Linked DNA regions of Homo sapiens: region 1 is linked to region 2. A link is a contact called in ENCODE Hi-C or POLR2A ChIA-PET data. All regions are on one chromosome and are shown on one strand. The core of a region is the stretch at or near the end of the contact, and the rest is flanking DNA. Distances in the headings are between cores, read along the strand shown. Region 1 overlaps PHF20 (PHD finger protein 20). Region 2 overlaps RBM39 (RNA binding motif protein 39).

Region 1 (4,531 bases), core at 839-3,338, 180 kb after region 2:
TACTTCTTGGCTTAGAGGTTTTCTATTAAAATGTGTAGGTCTTAAATGGTATATGGAACTCCTAGGACATCTGGCAGTGTTCCCAGTAGAGTATACAATCAGGTTTCAGGACAGGGGCAGAGCCATGCAGACTAAGGTGAACTCTGACCCTCCGAGGGGTCAACCTTCATTTATGCTGTCAAGACTTTGTATGTGCTGTATTATCCATTAAAAATATAATGTGAGGCCAGGCACAGTGTCTCATGCCTATAATTCCAGTGCTTTGGGAGGCCAAGGCAGGAGGATCACCTGAGGTCAGGAGTTCGAGACCAGCCTTACTTAACATGGTGAAACCCCGTCTCTACTAAATATACAAAAAAATTAGCCGGGCTTGGTGGTGCATGCCTGTAATCCGAGCTACTCTGGAGGTTGAGGCAGGAGAATTGTTTGAACCCAGGAGGCAGAGGTTGCAGTGAACCGAGATCATGCCACTGCACTCCAGCCTGGGCGACTGAGTGAGACTCCATCTCAAAACAACAACCAAATAAGCTAGCATAAACTCATGCAGATTGTATGGTTCTGCTTATATAAAGTTCAAAAATGAGTAAGAAAAATAATCTATGGTATTTGAGGTCAGGACAGTAGTTACCTTTGGGAGGAGGTGGGTAGGACTGGAAACTGGGCAGGAGGGAGTCTTCTAGGGCTCCGAAATGTTCTGTTTCCTGATCTGCATGGTGGTTATACAGGTGTGTTCATTTATGAAAAAGTATTGGTTTATGTGTTTATTTGTGTGTACTTTTCTGTGTATGTTTTATGCCTCAATAAAAAGCATGCTTAGGCGGACATAGTGGCTCACACCTGAAATCCCAGCACTTTGGGAGGTGGATCGCCTGAGGTCAGGAGTTCGAGACCAGCCTGGCCAATATGATGAAACCCCGTCTCTATTAAAAATACAAAAATTAGCCAGGCGTGGTGGCAGGTGCCTGTAATCCCAGCCACTCAGGAGGCTGAGGCAGGAGAATCGCTTGAACCTAGGAAACAGAGGTTGCAGTGAGCCAAGATCGTGACACTGCACTCCAGCTTGGATGACAGAGCAAAACTCTGTCTAAAAAAAAAAAAAAAAAAAGTGTGCTTAAAACATATACTTGGAAATGGTAAAAATGCAGTAAGAATGTAAGAAACTGCAGAGAGATACCAAGATAAAGGATTGGGCTTTTTACTTGAAATAATGAATGTAATTGAGAGGATTTTAATGTTTGTTTGTTTCCTTTTATCTGACTTACCTCCAAATTAATCTCCTTTTCAGTCCCATGGCACTAATCTAGGTTTCTTCTCTTGCCCTGGTTGTTGTGGTCATTTCTTAATCAGTTTTCCTCCCATCATTCTTTACTCACTGTGGTTATCCATCATTTTGCCATCGGATCGATCTTTAAGAGTACAGACCTGATTATATCACTCTCTTGCTAAATAATATGTAAGGACAGAATGATGCTTCTGCAAAGCATAAGTTTTGGAGCTGGGCACATGGGTTGTGAATCCCATCTGTTGCCTCAGTCACTGTTGGACTCTCTTCAGGTCTCCAGACCTCACTGTCTCTGAGTGTAAACCTGAGTTCTTGTGATTAGTTTGTGAGCTAATCTTTTTAATAAGCCTGTGTAAACCTGAGTTCTTGTGATTAGTTTGTGAGCTAATCTTTTTAATAAGCCTGTTTCAAGGCCTGGTGTGGGGAAGTGGATTTCCTTCTTCCCCTTGCTTTCTAGAATTTCATCCTTCTCATCCAGCCATATGTGGCTGAGTTGGGTACATTTGTGTGAGCTCTCTAGCTGGATTCTGAGTGCTGTTGGGGAGGAATTATGTTGAGTCATCTTGAGTCACTACAGTATCCCATGGGCTCTGCAGCACTGTAGAAACAACCAGCACTGAAGGACTGGAGATTATGTTGAGTAAATGGAGGTCATTGAGGTGTCAGGAGCCAGTAGAAATAGCAGGTGCTGGATATCGTAATGGATTGACATCTGGGCAGGATGAGGGTACAACACTGGAAGTAGAGTGCAGCCTACCCCAGACAGCACAAAGCCACCAGAGTTAGGTTGTTCCAAAGGCTAAGGCTTGACAGGCAGGAGGCCATTGAGGGACCCATGGAAGTCCTGCTTGCCTGACCATCGTGGTGTGTGCTCTCTGTGCTAGGACATAGTGCCTCTGCCTCTCCCTGTTCATGGTAATTGTCTGAGGAGGGACTTTGCTCAGTATAATGCACCTGAGCGTGGGGCAGGTATTCCTGGCCAGATGCTGATCTACCACCTGGCTTTGGGATTCTTGGTTAACTGTACTTGCATGACTTGGTTTATGTTGAGTAATATGTGTCAGCTCACCTGAGTTTGAATACAGGCTCTACCGCTTGCTTGCTCCAGGACCTTGGGCAGAGAACTTGCGAAACTTCAATTTTCCCATCTGTGAAATAGAGATAATAGTACTACCTACCTCATAACTTTGTTACACTAAATGACCCAAGGGGAAATGCTTTGTAAAATGTCTGGCCTATAATAAACTCTGAATACACAGTCTCTTTATCTCAGTGAAAGCATTTACCCAGGCAGTCAGAGATCTGAGTTCTGAACTCAGCCAACCACTGATGAGCTACAAAACCAATAGACAAGACATTGCCATTTTGGTATAATTAAGAAGCCTGAGTGACTGATTTTCTTTTCTTTTTTCTTTTTTTTTTTTTTTGAGTGATTTTCGTTTCCTTTCCTTTCCTTTCCTATCCTTTCTTTTTTTTTTTTTTTTTTGAGTAATTGATTTTCTACTTTCATGTCTCCCTCTTGGGTCTCATGCATTATACTGACCTGGGATTTTATTCTCTCTGTTAATACTGAAGGATCCTTTTCAATGGGATTTGGAAATTTCTTGGTGAATTGGAGATTTTTGTTTACCAGTTTTTAAAAATAAGGCCTGCTGTATACTCACTAGACTAGTAGGGTTGGACAATTATAAAATGCTTTAAGGGAAACAAGAGTCTTTTAAATCCCTATGCTTTAACTTGTTGCCAAAAGGTTTTTTAAGTCCTTATGTTTTAATTTGTTTAAAGTGGTCCTTTGTAAAATTGATCAATTTAGCAGCAGAATGTGCCACACAGACCACTCACCCACTGTTTGATCATTTCTGTACCCTCTCAGTGAGGGCACAGTCTGATCATTTCTGTACCCTCTCAGTGAGGGCAGGATTTGTGCAGCCAGGAAGGAATGTACCCCCATCCACATGTCAAGTGGACACAGCCTCCTAGACAACATGGCGATTACCCAAATGTATCTCCCATGCCTCATTGCTGATACGTTTAGCAGTTACCAGACCGAAGGAACTAGACCATCCATCTTGCTGTGATCCAGATGGAAAATTGAAAGCCTGGCCACCAGCCCTGACTGTGCCACTAACCAGCAAGAGCCTCGGTATTATCATATGTGGATGGGGCTCAGTAGACATGTTCAGTGTTTATCACGTAGCTGGCTATCAATGAGAGTGAACATAGTAGTGTATGCTGAAGATTCTGTAGTGTGGCTGCCTTATTCTGCTGCAGCTCTCCAGAAGGCACCCCTGTTCCAGGCATCACCCCTTACCTTTCTCCCATCAAAGCCTTGCCCCAGTTTGTCAGGGTTTTACTGGATACTTGACTAATCTGATAACCAAAAATTTGAAAGAATAGAACCAACTTAATAGTATTGTGGTTTCACCTCAGGCTTCTGAGAATGCTCTTATCAGGGTGGAATTTCAGACAGTGTGGGGAGTTCAGTTGGGGAGACGTTTCACTGGGAGACGTTTCACAGTGGGACTCTGATACCAGGCAGCCTGTGTTTTAGTTTACAGGCAGTGTGAACTTGACATTCTGCTTAAGTGAAAAACAGAATATTATAGGATTTGTGCTGCGTGATAATAGTAACTGTAAAAAAGTACCCCCTTTATGCTGAATGCTCTGATTTTTTTTTTTTTTTTTTTTTTTTTGAGACAGAATCTCACTCTGTTGCCCAGCCTGGAGTGCAGTGGCGTGATCTTGGCTCACTGCAACCTCTGCCTTCGGGGTTCAAGCAATTCTCCTGCCTCAGCCTCCCAAATAGCTGGTATTACAGGCATTCACCACCACACCCAGCTAATTTTTGTATTTTTAGTACAGATGGGGTTTTGCCATGTTGTCCAGGCTGGTCTTGAACTCCTGGCCTCAAGTGGTCCCGAACTTGGGTTCTCATGGATTTCTCTGATGGAGATTCCTGGGGCTTCCAGCAAAACCACTGGGACTCGAAAGTACCCTGCAGAGATTTCTTGGCTTTGGACTCCTCAATATCTGGGTTGGTAAGGTTGGGCAGAAGTAGTAGTTCTGGTCTGAGAGTCCGTAGACTGATCTTAGTAGCAACCTGCCACTGTTCCCTTTGTGATCTCAGGCAGGTCTCTTCACAGATCTGATTTCTTTTCTCCTTCCTTCCTTCCTTCCTTCCTTCCTTCCTTCCTTTCTTTTCTTTCTTTCTCTTTCTTTTTTTTTGTTTGTTTGAGATGAAGTTTCACT
Region 2 (4,518 bases), core at 742-3,241:
GAAGGCTAAAGCAAGAGAATCGCTTGAACACAGAGAGGAGGAGTTTGCAGCGAGGCGAGATTGTGCCACTGCACTCCAGCCTGGGCAGCAGAATAAGACTCTGTCTCAAAAAGTCAATGGAGAAAGTACCAGAGTGGATCAGAAGTGGGTCACATACTGTTAGGCAGAACAGCCTTGCCAGAGGGGCATTCACCCACTGAAGATTTCAACAGACAGAAAAAGGGCAAATCTAATCAGGCTACCAAGGCCTGGAACTGAGCACATAACCAGGGAGACAGAGTAATGTCTTTTTAAAGGTAAGGGTCTCGCCAGGCCAGGCTGGAGTGCAGTGGTGCCATCCCAGCTCACTGCAACCTCTGCCTCCTATATTCAAGGGAGAAATTCTGCTGCCTCGGCCTCCCGAGTAGCTGGGAACACAGAGACGCACCAACACGCCCAGCTAATTTTTGTATTTTTAACAGAGACGTGGTTTTACCATGTTGGCCAGGATGGTCTTGATCTCATAATCTGCCCACCTCGGCCTCCCTCCCAAAATGCTGGGGTTACAGGTGTGAGCCACCGCACCCGGCCAACAGAAAAGAATCTTAAGATATTCAACTTTCTTTTAAAAACAATCTTTTAAAAAAAATCCTACTAAAAAATAATAGTCTTCGTATGATTTAACAATTTTCCTTCTTTTGACACAGGATCACACTGTTACCCAAGGTGGAGTGAAGTGGCATAATCATGGCTCACTGCAACCTTGAAATCCTGGGCTAATGTCATCCTCCTGCCTCAGCACCCCAAGTAGCTGGGATTACAGGCATGAGCCACCATGCCCAGCCAATGTGGACTTTTTATTAACTCTAATACCCATTATGCATTTCACATGGCATTATGAATAACAGTAACATTCTTTTAAGAATCTATCAAGTGACCTATTTTAATCTATGTTGTCACAGAAATTTTTATAAAACCAGCCCTTATCCTCTTAATATTAACTCACAGAAAGATAACAAAGCAAGACATACAGAAATTATGTAGTTATACTCAGATCAACAACCTACTGAAGATTCATTGAAGAACCTGGACTTACTCTTCCAAAAGGCTCAAAGATCCCACGAAGCATATCTTCAGTTATGTTGAAGTGTAATGAGCCCACATAAAGCCTCATAGGTCCAGCACTTCCCTTTTGTAAATTGTTTGCCATTGCTGCAGCTCTGTTTTTTTCTGCCTAGAAGACAAAATACACGTCACACAGAGATAACACACAGCAGTTTAAAGACATACACCTTCCATTTGCATAACAACTAATGTTAAAGTTTAGAGTGATAAAAATACTACCCTACGTAAGTCAGATACTACATATCAACTTAATAGGAGGCATCTAGAATATGCAAAATTCAGAAAGAGGAGGTAGATAACATTTTACCAAGGGCCTGCAGGAAATTAGGGAGTTACAGCTTCAAGAGTACAGTTTTTGGCTGGGCACGATGGCTCACACCTGTAATCCCAGCACTTTAGTAGGCTAAAGCAGCCAGATCACGACATCAAGAGATCAAGACCATACTGGCTAACACAGTGAAACACCATCTCTACCAAATATAGAAAAAATTAGCCGGGTGCGGTGGTGGGCACCTGTAGTCCCAGCTACTCAGGAGGCTGAGGCAGGAGAATGGCATGAACCCAGGAGGCAGAGCTTGCAGTGAGACGAGATCACACCACTGCACTCCAGCCTGGGTGACAGAGTGAGACTCAGTCTCAAAAAAAATAAAAATAAAAAAAAAAATAAAAATAAAAAGTTTATTTAGAGGCTTTTTTTTTTTTTTTTTTGAGACAGTCTCACACTATGTTGCCCAAGCTGGTCTTGAACTCCTAAACTTAAGTGATCATCCTTCCTTCTCATCCACTAGAGACTGCCAGGGACTACAGCACACCCCACATCATACCCTGCTTATTTTAGAATGTTTTCAGAGCACATGCCAGTCACATATAAAGTAAGCAGGCTGGCCGGGTGCAGTGTCTCACGCCTGTAATCCTAGCACTTTGGGAGGCCGAGGCGGACGGATCACGAGGTCAGGAGATCAAGACCATCCTGGTTAACACAGTGAAACCCCGTCTCTACTAAAAATACAAAAAAATTAGCCGGGCGTGGTGGCAGGCACCTGTAGTCTCAGCTACTTGAGAGACTCAGGCAGGAGAATGGCGTGAACCCAGGAGACGGAGCTTGCAGTGAGCCAAGATCGCCCCACTGCACTACAGCCTGGGCGACAGAGCGAGACTCCGTCTCAAGAGAAAAAAAAAAAAAAAAGTAAGCAGGCTACATTTCACACCTAAAATGAATCATGAACCTACATTCTTGACAACAATCTTAAGATGCATTCTGATACCACAAATACTAAATACAGAGAAAAATGCTTCCTGGAATTGTTAGACACAACCAACATTCACTAAAATACTCTTGAGATTGGTATAACCGAACGTAGTTGTTTGTGATAAAATAAGGTGTATATGCCATAACATAAAACTGTATCACCAAGCAAACATTTTGAGTCAGCTGTCATCCCTCCATAACCAAGATCGCCTCAAAAAAAAAAAAAAAGAAAAGTTGTCCATTTGCATTCTAACACAGGCTTCTCTTGTAACAAACTAGAGTACATTGGATAGTACTGCTCTACAACAGGTTGCTGCATGAATTTAAAACCTCACTTAATATGCTACTTCTCAGCCCTGGGTCCCGCCAATGCACACCCAGCCACTAAGTTTGTCTTCCAACATAGGAAATAATTTGAGTAACTCTTTTTTCTTTTTGAGACACAGTCTTGGTTCTTGTCGCCCAGGCTGCAGTGCAATGGCGTGATCTTGCCTCACTGCAACCTCTGCCTCCTGGGTTTAAGCAATTCTCCTGCCTCGGCCTCCTGAGTAGCTGGGATTACAAGTGCCTGACACCATGCCCAGCTAATTTTTGCATTTTAGTAGAGACAAGGTTTCACCATGTTGGCCAGGCTGGTCTCGAACTCCTGACCTCAGGTGATCCGCCCGCCTCAACCTCCCAAAGTGCTGGGATTACAGGCATGAGCCATCGCGCCCAGCCAAAATACTAAAATATTAAATGCTGTCAAAGCGCTGTGCGGCTCAAGTGATCCTAACACTTCAGGAGGCCCAGGCCAGAGGATCACTTGAGCATGACAGTTTGAAACCAGCCTGAGCAACATGGCAAGACCCTGTTTCTTAAAAAAATTTAAAAATTAGCTGGGAGTGGTGGCACGCACCTGTAGACCTAGCTACTCAGGAGACTGGGGAGAAAAGACTGCTTGAGCCCAGCAGGTCAAGGCTACAGTGAGCTGTGATTATCTCACTGCACTCCAGCCCTGGCAACAGAAGTGAGACCCTATCTCAAAAACAAGGCCAGGTGTGGTGGCTCACAACTGTAATCTCAGCACTTTGGAAGGCTGGGGCAGGTGGATCACCTGAGGTCAGGAGTTCAATACTAGCCTGGCCAACATGATGAAACCCCATCTCTACTAAAAACACAAAAAGTAGCCGAACGTGGTGGCAGGCTCCTGTAATCCCAGCTACTCAGGAGGCTGAGGCAGGAGAATCGCTTGAACCCAGGAGGTGGAGGTTGCAGTGAGCAGCGATCATGCCATTGCACTCCAGCCTGGTGAGAGAGACTCCATCTCAAAAACAAAACAAAAAAAAGGCAAAATCATTACATTTCAAACACAAGGAGAAACGACAGGACGACAGTCTTGAGAAAACTGTATCAATGTTAATAAACGCAAAGTTAAAAAAAAAAAAAAAGTCCTGAAAACATCCGACTCAACGTAATGAGCAGCAGTCACAGAACACAACAGCACTATACCATGCAACAGGAGGCTTTCAACACCACCAATAATCAAACTCTTAACCAACAAAAAAATTACCTGTGATGCCTGTACTATGATTGGCACGCCTAAAACTCGTTGGCCAGTTAATCCTATTGCTAGAGGCACTGAGCTAACATCGACGAACTCCACATAAGCAATTCCTTTGGAACGTCTTGAATTTCTGTCAGAAATCATCCTCACATCTCGAACCTAGAAAGAAAACACAGTTGTTTGTGCAAACATCCATTGTAACACATGTAGAATTATTTCAAGAGACACTGTTGAAGGATGAAGGTATTTTTAAAAATTTAATTAAAAAAGTAAATCTGTAGGACAATTCCTATATCCTATCTTTATCTTTGAACAAATTTGTAGTAACATTTATCAACTCCAATACTACAAGAGGCAAAATGGAAACATTACCACAAACAAATACTGCTACTAAATCAAATGAAGTATTTGATGTTTACATGTTTTCTCTTGCAATTTCTACCTACTTGACCTCCCTAAACAGGTTAAGATTACCTTTCCTACTGTAGAGAAAAACTCTTCCAAATCCCTTGGTCGAATTCTTGCCGCCAGCTGCATACAGAAGACTGTCCTTGCATCTCTTTCCTCAGGAGTTAAATTATCAATAGGTTCTCTAATAGGAGTAAAACATATAAAATTA

The links. A loop is a pair of places that touch in the nucleus more often than their neighbours do. ChIA-PET counts read pairs that join two places held with the same protein, here RNA polymerase II (POLR2A). Pooled maps may share reads with other maps.
Region 1: POLR2A ChIA-PET joins it to region 2 with 11 read pairs in activated T-cell. The contact joins two enhancer-like sites. A Hi-C loop is called at or near these places in 1 of 168 maps with a recorded cell type or tissue (posterior vena cava) and 3 of 50 pooled maps. POLR2A ChIA-PET finds 5 or more read pairs at or near these places in 10 of 52 experiments (A549, A673, AG04449 and 7 more).

Annotation. Positions count from the first base shown.
Region 1 is chr20:35,900,328-35,904,858 of GRCh38, forward strand. The region is part of intron 10 of PHF20 (PHD finger protein 20); the gene reads left to right. Among named protein-coding and RNA genes, the nearest start is that of SCAND1, 52 kb to the right of the region's middle. Within about 2 kb of position 2,089, at least 4 of the 41 ENCODE cell types and tissues checked have a DNase peak (open chromatin) inside an H3K27ac peak, as active enhancers do.
Region 2 is chr20:35,720,665-35,725,182 of GRCh38, forward strand. RBM39 (RNA binding motif protein 39) reads right to left here. Exons shown (of 17, transcript NM_184234.3): 7 at 4,374-4,491; 8 at 3,906-4,058; 9 at 1,076-1,213. Among named protein-coding and RNA genes, the nearest start is that of RBM39, 19 kb to the right of the region's middle. Within about 2 kb of position 1,992, at least 2 of the 41 ENCODE cell types and tissues checked have a DNase peak (open chromatin) inside an H3K27ac peak, as active enhancers do.